2 separate regions of the Homo sapiens genome follow, and region 2 is linked to region 1. Evidence: read pairs that join two places in POLR2A ChIA-PET (ENCODE). Cell type or tissue: A673. All regions are shown on one strand. Links, peaks and the distances in the headings refer to the core of each region. The heading gives the core; the rest is flanking DNA. Region 1 holds the start of LOC124902778 (a long non-coding RNA gene). Region 2 has its middle 25 kb from the start of OR8B2.

Evidence for each region. ChIA-PET counts read pairs that join two places held together with the same protein. Peaks named below come from ENCODE experiments on the same cell type or tissue, not always from the same donor. Only the 100,000 strongest peaks of a DNase experiment are listed, where the experiment ranks them.
Region 2: POLR2A ChIA-PET joins it to region 1 with 6 read pairs; 2 of 35 experiments call an interaction of 5 or more read pairs at or near these places.

The regions. Positions count from the first base shown.
Region 1 is chr11:124,152,661-124,159,785 of GRCh38, forward strand. LOC124902778 (a long non-coding RNA gene) reads left to right here and starts at 4,297. Exons shown (of 2, transcript XR_007062930.1): 1 at 4,297-4,391; 2 at 4,655-4,826. It also overlaps the pseudogene OR10D1P. In A673, for the core only: no CTCF peak of the experiment used is centred there; no DNase peak of the experiment used is centred there.
Region 2 is chr11:124,356,377-124,363,501 of GRCh38, forward strand. It overlaps the pseudogene OR8B5P. Among named protein-coding and RNA genes, the nearest start is that of OR8B2, 25 kb to the right of the region's middle. In A673, for the core only: no CTCF peak of the experiment used is centred there; DNase peaks (open chromatin) are centred at 3,425 and 3,985; H3K27ac peaks cover 2,461 bases.

The DNA.
Region 1 (7,125 bases), core at 2,835-5,334:
GATGGAAACTAGTGATTCATTTTAGACATCAAACTGCTCCATCTGATTCCAAGGACTGGTCCAGTGTTCTAGCCTGTTATGGTTACCTGACTTATATCCCAACAGGTTACAGGCTTTGAAAGTGGGAGTGGGATCAGATAGAAGCATGAAAATTTGTTTAGGAATTAGTGATGACTGAGGATTTCAAATCACTCAAGAGCGTTTCCAAGGATTCAAGTCCCTGATATTGCTTTCATTTCCATCTCTCCCCAATAAAAATGCAGAATATTTTCAGTTCTATATTCCCCCACTAGGTGGGTCACACCTCATCCATAGAAACCATCAAATTTTTAGGATGCCAAGAACTTTTCCACCAGGAAAAAAAAAATGATAGGAAGGGAAGAAGAACAAAAGGAAGAAAAGAAAATAGCAGCTTCAGATATGTGTCACCCAGTAAATAGCCATTATTATACTCCTTTCCATTTTTGGGCTTACAGCCTAATTCTTCTCCACTGGGTTATCGCAGATAAAGGAAGAAACATGATTGACAATTCACCGCAGACCCTTATCCTGCCAAGAAACAACAAAGCACCTGTCATTGGATCAAGAATGCCTAGACTTAAGCTTGCTATTCATAAATAGAAAATTTTGCTGAAGGATTAGTTGATGAATCAGTTGTTGCTAGACTATGTCATGACTTACTTGAATACCTGGAGCAGGAAAAAAAAAGGAATTAAATTAAGCAGACTAAAACAAAGATGATGCAAATATAATGCAAATTTCCTCACAAGTAGTAAACTTTCCAGTGGGATTTTTTTTCCCTAGGAAACAGAACATGAGCTAAATAAGTGTCTCTCTGTCTCTGTTTGTTCCTCTGATGCTTTATCTTATGATGATGATGATTATTATTATTATTATTGAGACAGACTCTCACGCTGTCACCCAGGCTGGAGTGCAGTGGTATGATCTCGGCTCACTGCAACCTCTGCTCCCCTAGTTTAAGCAATTTTCCGACCTCAGCCTCCGAGTTGCTGGCATTACAGGCATGTGCCACCATGCCAGGCTATTTTTTGCATTTTTAGTAGAGATGGGGTTTCACCATGTTGGCCAGGCTGGTCTGGAACTCCTGGCCTCAAGTGATCTACCTGCCTCCGCCTCCCAAAGTGCTGGGATTACAGGCATGAGCCACCGTGCCCAGCCTATCTCATTATATTTTGATGCCATAATCTTGTCAAGGAATCCAGGATAAAAACAGTAATAACCATAAGGTTATATAGAAGGCTTAACCAAATATTCAAATGAATCTATTAATAATTCATCTCTCATCCAGAGACAGCTGCTTTCTGTATGGTGTCACTTTGGGAAGCAGTGATGATGTAGTGGAAAGAGAGCTAAACCTGGGAATGCCTGCTCTTCTACTGTCTAACTTTAGAAAAGCCAGAATTGCTCTGAGGTTTAACGTCCTTATTTGTAAAGTGGAGTTAAGAAAACCCACCTGACACAGCTCTTAAGAATTAATTAAAACTACAGAAAAGTGTATTGGAAAACTAGAACAACTACAAATGTTAGGTGGTATTAGTTATTAACGAGTATTTGAAAATCAAAATTAGTGATAAACTTATTTGTCTTCATAACACAAAGGGAGAAGTCATATTATTCTGGATTTGAGATACAACCCCATCATTAACCAACTCTGTTACCTTAGTTATGTTGATTAAACTCTTTGAGATTAAGCTTTCTACTATAAAAAAATAGATAGAAATACATTTTTGGTAAATATTGAAAGATATTAAATACAGAGCCCTCATCACAATTCCAGTATATAGCAAATCCACAGAAAATGTTAGCTATTATTAAAAATGTGATGTACTTACTAAGACATCCCAACAAACTGTGTCCACCCTCTGAGACCCTATCTGAGCAGTATCTGTACACGCTCCACAACCTGCTTTTCTCTTCTTTTAAAAATGCTTCAGCAACAGCTTTGGTATTACAATGGTAATAGTTTTGTAAACTTTGTAACTACTTTTGTAACTACTATGGACATATTCATAATTGCTTTTGCTTTAGGGGTTAGCTGAATTATCATCATTAATTTAAAGCTCCACTTTTATTGTGTTAGGTCAGTATCTTTGAAAAATTTTATGGTGGAAATAAAATCAAATAATTTTATACTAAGAAAAAACTTTAAGTTTTTTGAATTTATGTTATTCATTCAAATTGAGAATATCCTTAATGGTATACCTGAAAGATGGTTCTCTTTACCTCTTCTTGAATACTTCCAGTGATGAGATCATTACATCAAAAGGTTGCTTATTTCATTGATGTACATTTTCTAATAATTAAACAATTCCTTTTTACATTGAAAATAAATCTATCTTTCTACTATATCTGCCCATGATTCTTGAGTCTGTGTAAAATAACTCATATTGAGTCTACCCACCAGCTTTGCAAGCATTTGAAGACCACATTAAATCTCTCTTTCTCTTCTTTTGGTGCAAGACTCAAATCTCTGTAACTCAGCATAGCCTAGTGCTGAAAAGAATTGGCTTTGAGATTACAGTCTCAGCTCATTTACTTTCTAGTTGTGTAATCTCTAGATTATTTAATCTGTTTTTCAGTTTCTTTGTCAAATAATACCGTCTACTTTATAAAGTTTCATTTGGAGATTAAATGTAACAACGAATTAAACAAATTAGCATGACAGTTTATGGTAAGTGCTTACAGTGGATTGTTAATTAACTAATGGCATTTTAGTTTATTGTTTTTTGGTTTATAGCTCCTCTATTTATACTAGTCATCTTCCCAGCAATGTGTGCAGTATGTGAGACTGTTATTCTTTAGGAGTAATGACCTGAAGATACATCATGATAGTAGATGCATAATAAATATCTACTGATTAGGCTTCTGTCTTGAATAGTGATGTTTATTAGATATAGCCATATAGTCACAGGCATGTATAGACAATTTCAAAAGTGATGAGGCAAATGGTAACACGAACTATCATGAGATCGTGAGCTTATGATATTGAGCTGAATTGGAGCAAAGACTTGAAGGTGTAAAAGACAACTAAACAAAGGGATAGCAATGCAAACGATCTAATGTTAAAACTGGTGTTTTTCTACTATGCAAACAGTCTTGGGGGAACATATTTCCCACTTTAGAGCATCCCTTTCCAATGATATTATTACTGTTATCTCGTGATTGGGTGATGAATGTTATTGACAAACTAATTGCTCCCTCAGAAGTATCACTGAGTCCCAAGTAGGGCTTAAGGGGATCTGAGAAGAACTTTCAAGAAAGCAGTCCAGAGAGAGTGAGTGTGTACAGGTCTTGATTGTACAAATCCTATGAGACTTGATTCTTTATAAATAGGAGAATTAAGGCTCCTTTGGCTGGAGCACATTGTGCTCTGCTGAGAAAAAGTAAATGTGAGATCTTGTTATAACAGTTGGAAAACTTGACTATATTCTCAGGTGGACTGTGTGAGTGTTCAAACTTCTACCCATGTCTCATTGTTAGCCTCTTCCCCTCACACACTAATGGGTTCACACATTGAGAATTTCCTGGTCTTTGGTGACTTCTTCCTGAAATGGACTTAAAAATCAAATTATGGAATCACAGTATATCATGGTGTCTGATCATTGGCAAAACCAGATTCTCTCTTTCTTGCCTTTGCTGACCAAGGAGATGAAAGCTCACAGGAATCTGCGCTGCTCAGAGAGACGATTCAGGTGTGGCTAGAATTAATAACACGGGGCAGACTGCAGAAGCATTTCTTCCCCAGAATGTCACTGTTTCTATATTGTCTTTACTTTTGCCCAGTTCTTGGGTAATATGTGGGTGACTCATTCTGGCTTGGTCGCTCTCTTTAGAGATGCTTTTCCATGACACTTGCCACAGCTTATGATTGGGATCCCCATGTTGAACGTGGCTCTGCAACTTGAAAGCTCCTGTATTGGAGCTGATACTAAGATCTAGTGTTAAAGGGATAGAAAACACCTGTTATGTGATCTCTAAAACTAAATGAAGTATTTATCAAGTGGGCTCTAAAGTCAAGACTGGAAACGACCAGGAGGAAATAGGACATGAAGACTTTTCCTACCATAATATAAAGCAATGATGTCAATGCATCTGGAAAGCGTGTCATTGCCGAGCAATGGGACAGGCTGTCTTAGAAAGCAGAGGCAAACAGAAGGCACAATTTCCTAATGATTGAGGGCACAGGAAATGGAATTAAACCAATCTGTCACATACTAGCTTTTCAAGCTTGAGAAATTTGCTTGATTTTTCTAAGCTTCACCTTCCTATCTATAGATAAGAACAGTAATAATAATAGTAATTTCTTTTTATAGGTATGCTTCAAAAATAAACAGCAAATTTTAAAATGCTGAGCCTGTCCTTGGAACACAGTAAGTATTCATTAAATGGTGTGAGTGTGTGCGTGTGTGTGTGTGTGTGTGTGTGTGTGTGTGTGTGTTACCATTATTATTACTAAGTGAGTAATGAGAGATCCCTGAATCTTTCAGGCATTATACCCTGCTCCTGACTTACATAACCTACCTCATTAGTGCTGTTCTTTGCCTTTCTTTACATGGATCACTGTATTTCTTACTTCATTATGGTAACATGAATTGGATGCTTTCCTTGCTGATACTGTTTCTCAATATTTCAGTCATCTTAAGTCAGCTTAGAAATGACTATAAGAACAAGAAGAACCAGAACAGCCTCTCTTATTAGAGTTAAAGATCTTCGACCTTTCAAGTCCAGAAAGATGTAATCTGAAGAGTATGTAATCTTAAATCTATTCAACAATGTTATTTAATAAAATATTTTTTTGCAAATAATTACAGGATATGCACATTAAAGGAAAGTGCTTAAAGAATTAAGTTTAAGATATATAAAATAGAGGGAACTAAGCTATGAAGATGCAAAGGCATAGGAATGATACAATGGACTTTGTGGACTTGGGGGAAAGAGTGGGAGGGGGCAAGGGGTAAAAGACTACAAATATGGTGCAGTGTATACTGCTCAGGTCATGGGTGCACCAAAATCTCACAAATCACCACTAAATAACGTACTTATGTAGCTAAATACTACCTGTACCCCAATAACTTATGGAAAAAGAGAAAAAAACCTTTCATTATAGTTCATAGTTTTGCCAGACATTTTAGCAGATACTTCATAAACTTTACTATAATACTAGGATATTTGTGTTACCGATGTTGTTATAATAAGTATGATTTCCATTTGGCAGATGATGAAACTAAGTCTATGAAAGACGTCATGTAAATTGTTTTAACAAGTATAGCTAATAAATGGAAAGGCCAGGATTCATATTAAGTTTTCTGGTTTCTAACCTAATTATTTTTCTGTTACATTGCAGAGGGCAATGAATAGTGGAAGTTTCTTATGTAAAGACATCACAAGAGTTCAAATAGTAAATATGCTCAAAAAGAATAAATCCATGGTACATAGGCTTCTAACTTAAGCTAAAGTGTTTTAAATATGCCTCTAAACTTCTCATCCTGTAGAAGACAAGAATCTGCCTTTACAAAGCATCCCTTCCATGAGTCGAATAGACTGACTCTAAAATAGGCATTTCCTTATTATCTGATTTTTTTTTACATGGATCTCTCTCTTGCCTTTCATAAGAAGGCAGGTTGTTCCTTGTTAAAAACATAGCCAAAGCACTCATCAGCAAAAAGCTTGAGAACTTGACATTGGTGTTTAGACTTTGGTGTCTTGGGTACCTTTTCAAGGTTGGATGTTTTCACAGCCATGAGGAATTTCTCGGTGGTGTCCGAATTCATCCTGCTGGGCATCCCTCACACGGAGGGTCTGGAGACTATTCTGTTGGTCCTGTTTTTGTCCTTCTACATCTTCACCCTTATGGGGAACCTGCTCATCTTGCTGGCTATTGTCTCCTCTGCTCGGCTTCACACGCCCATGTACTTCTTCCTGTGCAAGCTGTCTGTTTTTGACCTATTTTTCCCTTCTGTGAGTTCCCCTAAGATGCTGTGCTATCTTTCAGGGAACAGCCGAGCCATCTCCTATGCAGGCTGTGCATCCCAGCTCTTCTTCTACCATTTCCTGGGCTGCACTGAGTGTTTCCTGTACACGGTGATGGCCTACGACCGCTTTGTTGCCATTTGTCACCCTCTACGCTACACCATAATCATGAGCCACAGAGCATGTATCATCCTAGCCATGGGGACCTCATTCTTTGGCTGCATTCAGGCCACCTTTCTGACCACTCTCACCTTCCAATTGCCTTACTGTGTCCCCAATGAGGTGGACTATTATTTCTGTGATATCCCAGTCATGCTGAAGCTGGCTTGTGCAGATACCTCAGCCCTGGAGATGGTGGGGTTCATCAGTGTGGGCCTCATGCCCCTCAGCTGTTTCCTTCTCATCCTCACCTCCTACAGTGGCATCGTCTTCTCCATCTTGTAGATCTGCTCTGCCGAGGGCCGACGCCGTGCCTTCTCCACCTGCAGCGCCCACCTCACCGCCATCCTGCTTTTTTACATGCCAGTGGTCCTCATTTACCTGAGGCCTACCCACAGCCTGTGGTTGGATGCAACTGTTCAAATTCTGAATAACCTGGTCACCCCCATGCTGAACCCCTTAATCTACAGTCTCAGGAATAAGGAGGTGAAATTATCACTAAGGAAGGTCTTATATCAGCTGGGCTTCCTTCCTGAGCAGTTGTAGAGAGAAATAAGTAACTAGCGCTTCAACCACACTTCATAGCTTATAACCATTTTTATTTAGTTGTCACACATATTTTTGAAATTGAGGGCACAGGTATTATTATTTCCATTTTACAGTGTGGAGACTAAAACTCAAAGTAACTTGTCCAAGGACATGTAAGCTGTGAATGGCAGAATGAGGACTCTAGAGCTGGTTTTGTGACTCTGGGGCCTGTGCTCTTTTGAGGAAATCATACTGCTTGAGAGGGAGGGAGAGAGAGAGAGAGAGATTGAGAGAAACTCTTCTCAGTAGGCAGAACAGCTTGGAGCTTCTGCTTCTCAATCTGTATTTTCTTCATCCTCCTACATCCCCTCCTCCTCTTCATTTCCCTCACACCATGACATTTATTCATCTTGACTACAGTGACTATATCCTCAAATGCCTGCATTG
Region 2 (7,125 bases), core at 2,710-5,209, 200 kb after region 1:
TCAAAGCTTTATGCTAATAAAATATAGTTACAGTAATTTACAGAACAGATACAAATTCAGACTGAGAATTTAAATTGAGAATTTCAGATGGTTTCTAAATCCTAATTGATAATCCCCACAGAGGGACCTCTTGTATATTGGCTATGTGTCTCTTTGGATTCTTGCCTAAATGACAAATTGGTAGGCTCTTTTCTCTCCTATGCCTCTATTCTCTGAGTTATAAACACCAGAAAATATTTCAATATACTTTTTGATTTTGTAAAATACATCAACTCCCTACTTGAGCCAATCAATTCGCAACTACCCCAGCTTAATAGATCTCCACTTTCACAATTTCACCCAAAAACACAATTTCCCAGAACAAAAAACTAAAGCAACAACCATCCTGAGATTATTTATCATCTAGAAACAAAGTGCACTCAACTGTCCAAAAGAAATGTTTTCTCATATAGTATCTCGTGTTTAATAAGTGAAATAATAAAGCATACCAGAAAAAGTAGTAGACTTGAAATCAGGAGTCTATTAACTTATTTTTTTAGGCTTTTTTATAAAGAAATTGTGTGACTTTAAGGGAATCATTAGCATCTCTTAGTTTCAGCACCTCATAGATGCAATCAGTGTATACTGGTGATCTATATAAGCTATTTGGGGTATACCAAGGTAAACGTAAAATTAATGCCAAAAGAAGCTTCATGTGTAGTATTTAAAACTGCAAAGTGGGCTGTATTTGTTAAGTCTTGTTGAACCTTGTCTGTCTGGAAAACGCTGACGTTTAAAGGATGCATGATGCTGCCCAGTGGAGGATGGAAAGACGAGTAGAGACAGGTTGTCAGGCTCTTACATGCAGCGGAACATTGTTATCCTAATTTTACTTTACTTGATCATTTGAAAAACCAATCATCTTTTCTAGAAGAAAAAAGGAAGTCCATAATGACAATGGAAAAAGAGAAAAACTTTCTTTATTATTACACAGGAAAAATGATGAAAAGGGGAAAGATGTGCAAAGGGTGAGGGGAAAAATCTACTATAAAAAATTGGAGACAAATTGACAGGATGATACTCAACTAACCATCATCATGATAACAAATAGGAAAAATTATTTCCTCCTCAATTATTATAATAAAATACAGAGAATCCCCATCCTGTAACTACATACACAGAGAAATGTTGTTTATGGCAAAAACATTCTCCTACTCAGAGATTTTCCCATGGCAAATTTAACATCTTTCCTCCTTAAGCTGTAGATTAAGGAGCTCATCATGGGAAGCCCATTCATATAAAAAACAGAAGAGAATTTTCCCTCATCCATAGACCCAGCAGAAGATGGTTTGAGATACATAAATGCACTTAATCCAAAGAACAGAGAAACAGCAATTATGTGGGAACTGCAAGTGCTGAAGGCTTTGGACCTTCCCTCATTGGAACTGATGTGGAGGATCCTGGAGAGGATGTCACCATAAGAGATAAAGACGGTGACAGTGGGCACAATGGTATTGATGCCTGCCACAATGAAAACCACCAGTTCATTGATGTAGGTGCTGGTGCAGGAGAGCTGGAACACAGGGAGGATGTCACGGAAGTAATGATTGATGGTGTTTGCATCACAGGTCAGCCTCAGCATGCATCCAGTGTGGGCCATGGCCCCAGAAAAGGATAGGAAGTAGGAACCAAGCATAAGGCTGAAACACACTTTAGGGGACATGGCAATGTGATAAAGAAGTGGGTAACAGATGGCCACACAGCAATCATAGGCCATTGACGTCAGCATATAACATTCAGAAATAAATTAAAAAAAAAAAAAAACAGAAAAAGAAAAAGAAAAGCTAGATCATGCAAACCATGTAGGAGATAACATTCTCCTCTGAAATACACTTCCTCGGAAGTTGGAGTATAAACACAGAAGAATAACAGAGGTCTGTGAAGAACAATTTAGAAAGGAAAAAGTACTTGGGAGTGTGAAGACGTGAATTTCGCATAGTTAGAATTACCAAGACAAAGTTTCTTATCACAGTGACAACATACATTACAAGAAACATGAAGAACAGAGGGAGTTAAAGATCTGGCTAGTCTGTTAACCCCACCAGAATGAATTCATTCATCAAAGAGCCATTTCCAGGAGCCATTCTACTCTAAGGGAATCTATGGACACAGGAGAAAAGGGTTGCATAAGAGGACAACCCAGAACTTCCCATGGTGTTTTCTCCCACACCTTGGAATATTGTTGAGATTGTCTGAAACTAGACTGATGTGGACCCACAGAATCTGCCTTTACCACTACTATGTTACTGAGTGACATTGACTTACCCATGGTAGAATCTTACTAAACCAGATATAGCACCAACTTAGCCTATGGAGTGAAGGCTGGTTCTCCCATATGCAAACGTAACTCTTAAGAAGTGATAGAATAAGGGAGAAAAAGGATGAATGGGGACAGAATCATCCTTCCCTCATCTCATTATTTCTTCATTCACTTGAGTCCTCCCTCACCGTTAAAATTGGAAGCAGAGACCTTTGCGACCTGGTGCCCATCTCCAATGCAGATTAGACTGTGGTGTGGGAGGGAGAAAGAATCTTGTTTCTAATACACAGGTAGGGGAACCAAGTCTAGAAAAGGTTATATTACTACTCCAAGTCACAGAAAAAGCCATAAATCTAGAAGAGGTAGATTTTCATTCATGGAGAGGGAATTACTGACCAAAATACCGCATCCACCGCTTTCTCTGTTTTCTCTGAACATTCCCAGCTCCCACTTTAAATAGATTCTTACATCAGTTGCACTTGAATCTCAAGACTGACAAGGTGTAAAATAAAAGGCAATATGTTATATCCCTGTAATTCCGTTTCAAAGCAAGACAGTAATATAAATAGAATTCAGAAATACACCCTCTCATGCCAGACAACCTTGGTGCGTACTGTTGATTACTTACCCAGTGGTCCTGGAAGGGCAATTTCAGGGTCTGAGGCTTTGGGTTTTTTGCTTCTAAGAAGGTGCAGCCCAAACTCTATTTCCAGTATGTTCTGAAATTTTTTCTGAACTACAGATCATCTAATTTATTATTATTGCTTTGAATCCTCTCAAGCATCAGAAAAAATAAAGTCTTTATTGTTATCATATATGCCATTTAATGAGACACCAGAAGACTTACTATGAGTTTAATGATAATAATACAAGTTGTTCTAAAGAGGATAGAAGCTTGCTCAGTCTCTTCCCCAGGAAACAGATTTTAAGAGTAACAGGAAAACGGGGGAATTGTATTTCCACCCTGGACCATAATCTGCCTTTAGTTCCTTAGAGACTCAATATTTTACTCAAGTTTTCTTTTCACTCTGGGGATTGTACATCAGCCATGCAGAGCCAGAAATAAGCTTCAGTTTCTCAGTCAGCAAGATGGTGCAACAGGAAGCCCTAGATCCTCCTTTCCCCATGAACAAAGTAATTCTACAACAATTCATGGACAGATTCTATTTGTGACACTTCTCAACCTAGTTATAATGTTCCTACACCCCAGTCTAGCATAAAACCAGCCACATGGAATCTGGTAGGAACATTTGCATTATCCTTGTACCGTAATCTCTATTTCTGGCAGAGCATCATGCAATTGGAATAAAAGCTTCTCCTTGGGAAGGGCATTGGGGTACACCATGCATCCAGTGCCCCATATTTTCCACAGGTTATGCAGAGGACTGACTTCTATCTAGCCTGTCTCATAGCACTGACAGGACATAAGACATAGCATGCTCTGATCATTAAGGGCCAGTGAGAACAGAGTAGGCAATGTAGACAAAATAGCTCAGTACAGAGACAGAAAAGAAAGAAAGGGAGAGAGAGAGAAAGAAAGAAGGGGAAGAGGGAGGGAGGGAGAGAAATAGGGAGGGAAAAGGGAAGGAAGGAAGGAAGGGAGGGAGGGAGGGAGGGAGGGAGGGAGGGAGGGAGACCCTCCTAACTTCTCCCTGGAGAGGGAAAAAGATACACTGCACTCTTCCAATGCAGCCTGTCTCCAAGGTTCATCACAGATGCCAGCAGTTAAGGCAAACTCTAGCTCTCAGCATTTCCCTAAGGAGGGAAAGAGGTGTATCAGAAGTCAGGCTACCTGAGCAAATAGCTTCTGCCTCACTTGTTTCAGGGTGCTGACTGGATCTTGCACTCTCTGGACAACTGGTAGTTACTAAGAACAAAGGTGTCTGGTGTATTCTACCAAACATTTAAAGAATTAATGCCAATTCTTCTCAAACTCTTTCAATAAATTGAAGACAAGGGAACACTTTCAAATTTAATTTATGAGATCAGCATTATCTTGATACCAAAGCCAGAAGAAAAATCACAGGAAAAGTCTTATCTCTTTTTTTCTTGGTTAATGTAACTAAGGATTTCTCAATTTTGTTTTTTTCATAAAACAAACTCTTATTTTTGTTGATTTTTTATTGTGTTTCTATTCTCTATTTGATTTATTTCTAGTCAAATCTTTGTTACTTCCTTCCTTCTTCTAATTTGGGGTTTAACACACCAACATATTGTGTTTTTTTCCTAGTTCCTTAAGGTTTAAGGTTATTTGAGATAGTTTCAATTTTTTAACATAGATGTTTATAGCTTTATACTTCCTTCTTAGCACTGCTTTTGCTGCAACTTGTAAGTTTTGTTATGTTGTATTTTTGTTTTTGTGTGTCTAGATATATTTTTTAAAATTTCTTTTTGATTTCCTCTCTGACTCAATGTTTGCTCAATGTGGAAATGTTTAGTTTCCACGTATTCCTGAATTTTCCCATGTACCTGCTATTATTGATCTCTAGTTTCATTCCTTTGTGGTCATAAAAGATATTTGAAATGATTTTAATCTTCTTAAATTTGTCCAGATTTATTTATGACCTGAAATGTGATCTATCCTGGAGAATTTTTTACTTGCCCTTGAGAAGAATGTGTATTCTGTTGCTGAGTGAAAAGTTCTGAATATGTATGTATATATATTTGTTAACTCCATTTGGTCTATAACATTGTTAAGTTCTGCTGTGTTCTTATTAACTTTCGGCCTGGATGACCTACTCATTATAGAGAGTGAGGAATTGAAGTTTTCTGCTATTATCATATTCCTGTCTATTTCTCCGTTCATATCTGTCATTGTGTGCTTTCTATACTTAAGTGCTTTGATGTTGGGTGCATACATCTTTATAGCTGTTACATCTTCTTGTTGAATAAAGTCTTTTATCATTATATAATGACCTTATTGACTCTTTTGACACATTTTACTGAAGGCTATTTTGTCTGATATGTTCTTTTTTGGTCATCACTGAATAAACTATTTTCCTCCACTGCTTTATTTTCAGGCTTCATGTGTTCTTAAATCTAAAGTGAGTCTCTTGTAGATGGCATATAATATGATCTTTTTTTAAATCCACATAGCCACTACATATCTTTTGATTTAGAAGTTTAGTCCATTTACATACATATAAAGTAATAACTCATAGGTAAGGACTTATTCTTGCCATTTTTAAATGGATTCTAACCAGTCTTAGCTGGTCTGGTTACAAAGGAAACTTTTTCTCACAAGCATCCTGTTTCTTAAAGATAGGCATGTAATTGCTTTTTTAAATCCATCTAGCCACTCTGTTTGATTTGGGAATTTAGTTCATTTACATTAATTATTGATAGATTAGGACATACTCTTTCTTGCTTTTGTTTATTGTTTTCTGTCCATTCTGTGTTTCTCTTGTTTCTCTCTTCTTCTGTGTTTCTTTGAGATTTGATATTTTGTAGTGATGTGCTTTGATTATTTTAATTTTTTATGAATCTACTGTATATTTTACAGGGCTCTCATCAAACATTTTATAGTTACTGCAGTCTGTTTTAAGCTAATAGCAACTTGAATTGCATGCATACTCTATACTTTGCCATCCCCCACACACAAACACTATGTTATTGCCATCAGATTTTATTTCTTTCTATGTTGTGTTTGCATGAAGAACTGTATGTTGTTATAGCTATTCTTACTACTTGTGTCTTCTATTTTATATAGTGTTAAAAGTGATTTACATGCCACCATTAAAGTTTTACAATACTTTTTCTTTCTTTATATTTGTATTTAGCAGTTAGATTTTTACTTTGTTTATCATCATTTTCTTTCAACTTGAAGAATATTTAGCACTCTTTGGCAGGTGTAGTGGTGACAGACTCCCTCAGTTTTTGTTTGTTAGAAGGTATCTCCAATTCATCATTAAAGGACAACTTCCCTGAGTAAGTCATTCTTTGTTAATATTTTCTTTGACTATATCATCCAGCTCTCTCTTAACCTGCAAAGTTTCTATTAAGAAAATTGCCAGTAGTCTTGTGGAGCCCTCCTTGAAAGTGACAAATGACTTTCTCTTGCTTTTTTCAAAATTCTTTGCCTTTGATTTTTTAAATTTTCTTTTATCTTAAGTTCAGGGATACATGTGCAATATTGTCAAGTTTGTTACATAGGTAAACATGTGCCATGGTGATTTGCTGCACCTATCAGGAAACAACAGATGCTGGAGAGGACGTGGAGAAATAGGAAGGCTTTTACACTGCTGGTGGGAGTGTAAATTAGTTCAACCATTGTGGAAGACAGTGTGATGATTCCTCAAGGATCTAGAACCAGAAATAACATTTGACCCAGCAATCCCATTACAGGGTATATACTCAAAGGATTATAAATCATTCTACTATAAAGACACATGCACACATATGTTTATTGCGGCACTATGCACAATAGCAAAGACTTGGAACCAACACAAATGCCCATCAATAATAGACTAGATAAAGAAAATGTGGTACATATACACCATGGAATACTATGCAGCCATAAAAAAGCATGAGCTCATGTCCTTTGCAGGGACATGGATGAAGGTGGAAACCATCATTCTCAGCAAACTAACAGAAGAACAGAAAACCAAAACCCACATGTTCTCACTCATAAGTGGGAGTTGAACAATGAGAACACATGGACACAGGGAGGGGAACATCACACACTGGGGCCTGTCACGGGGTGTGGGGCTAGGAGAGGGATAGCATTAGGTGAAATACCTAATGTAGATGATGGGTTGATAGGTGCAGCAAACCACCATGGCACCTGTATGCCTATGGAACAAACCTGCATGTTCTGCACATGAACC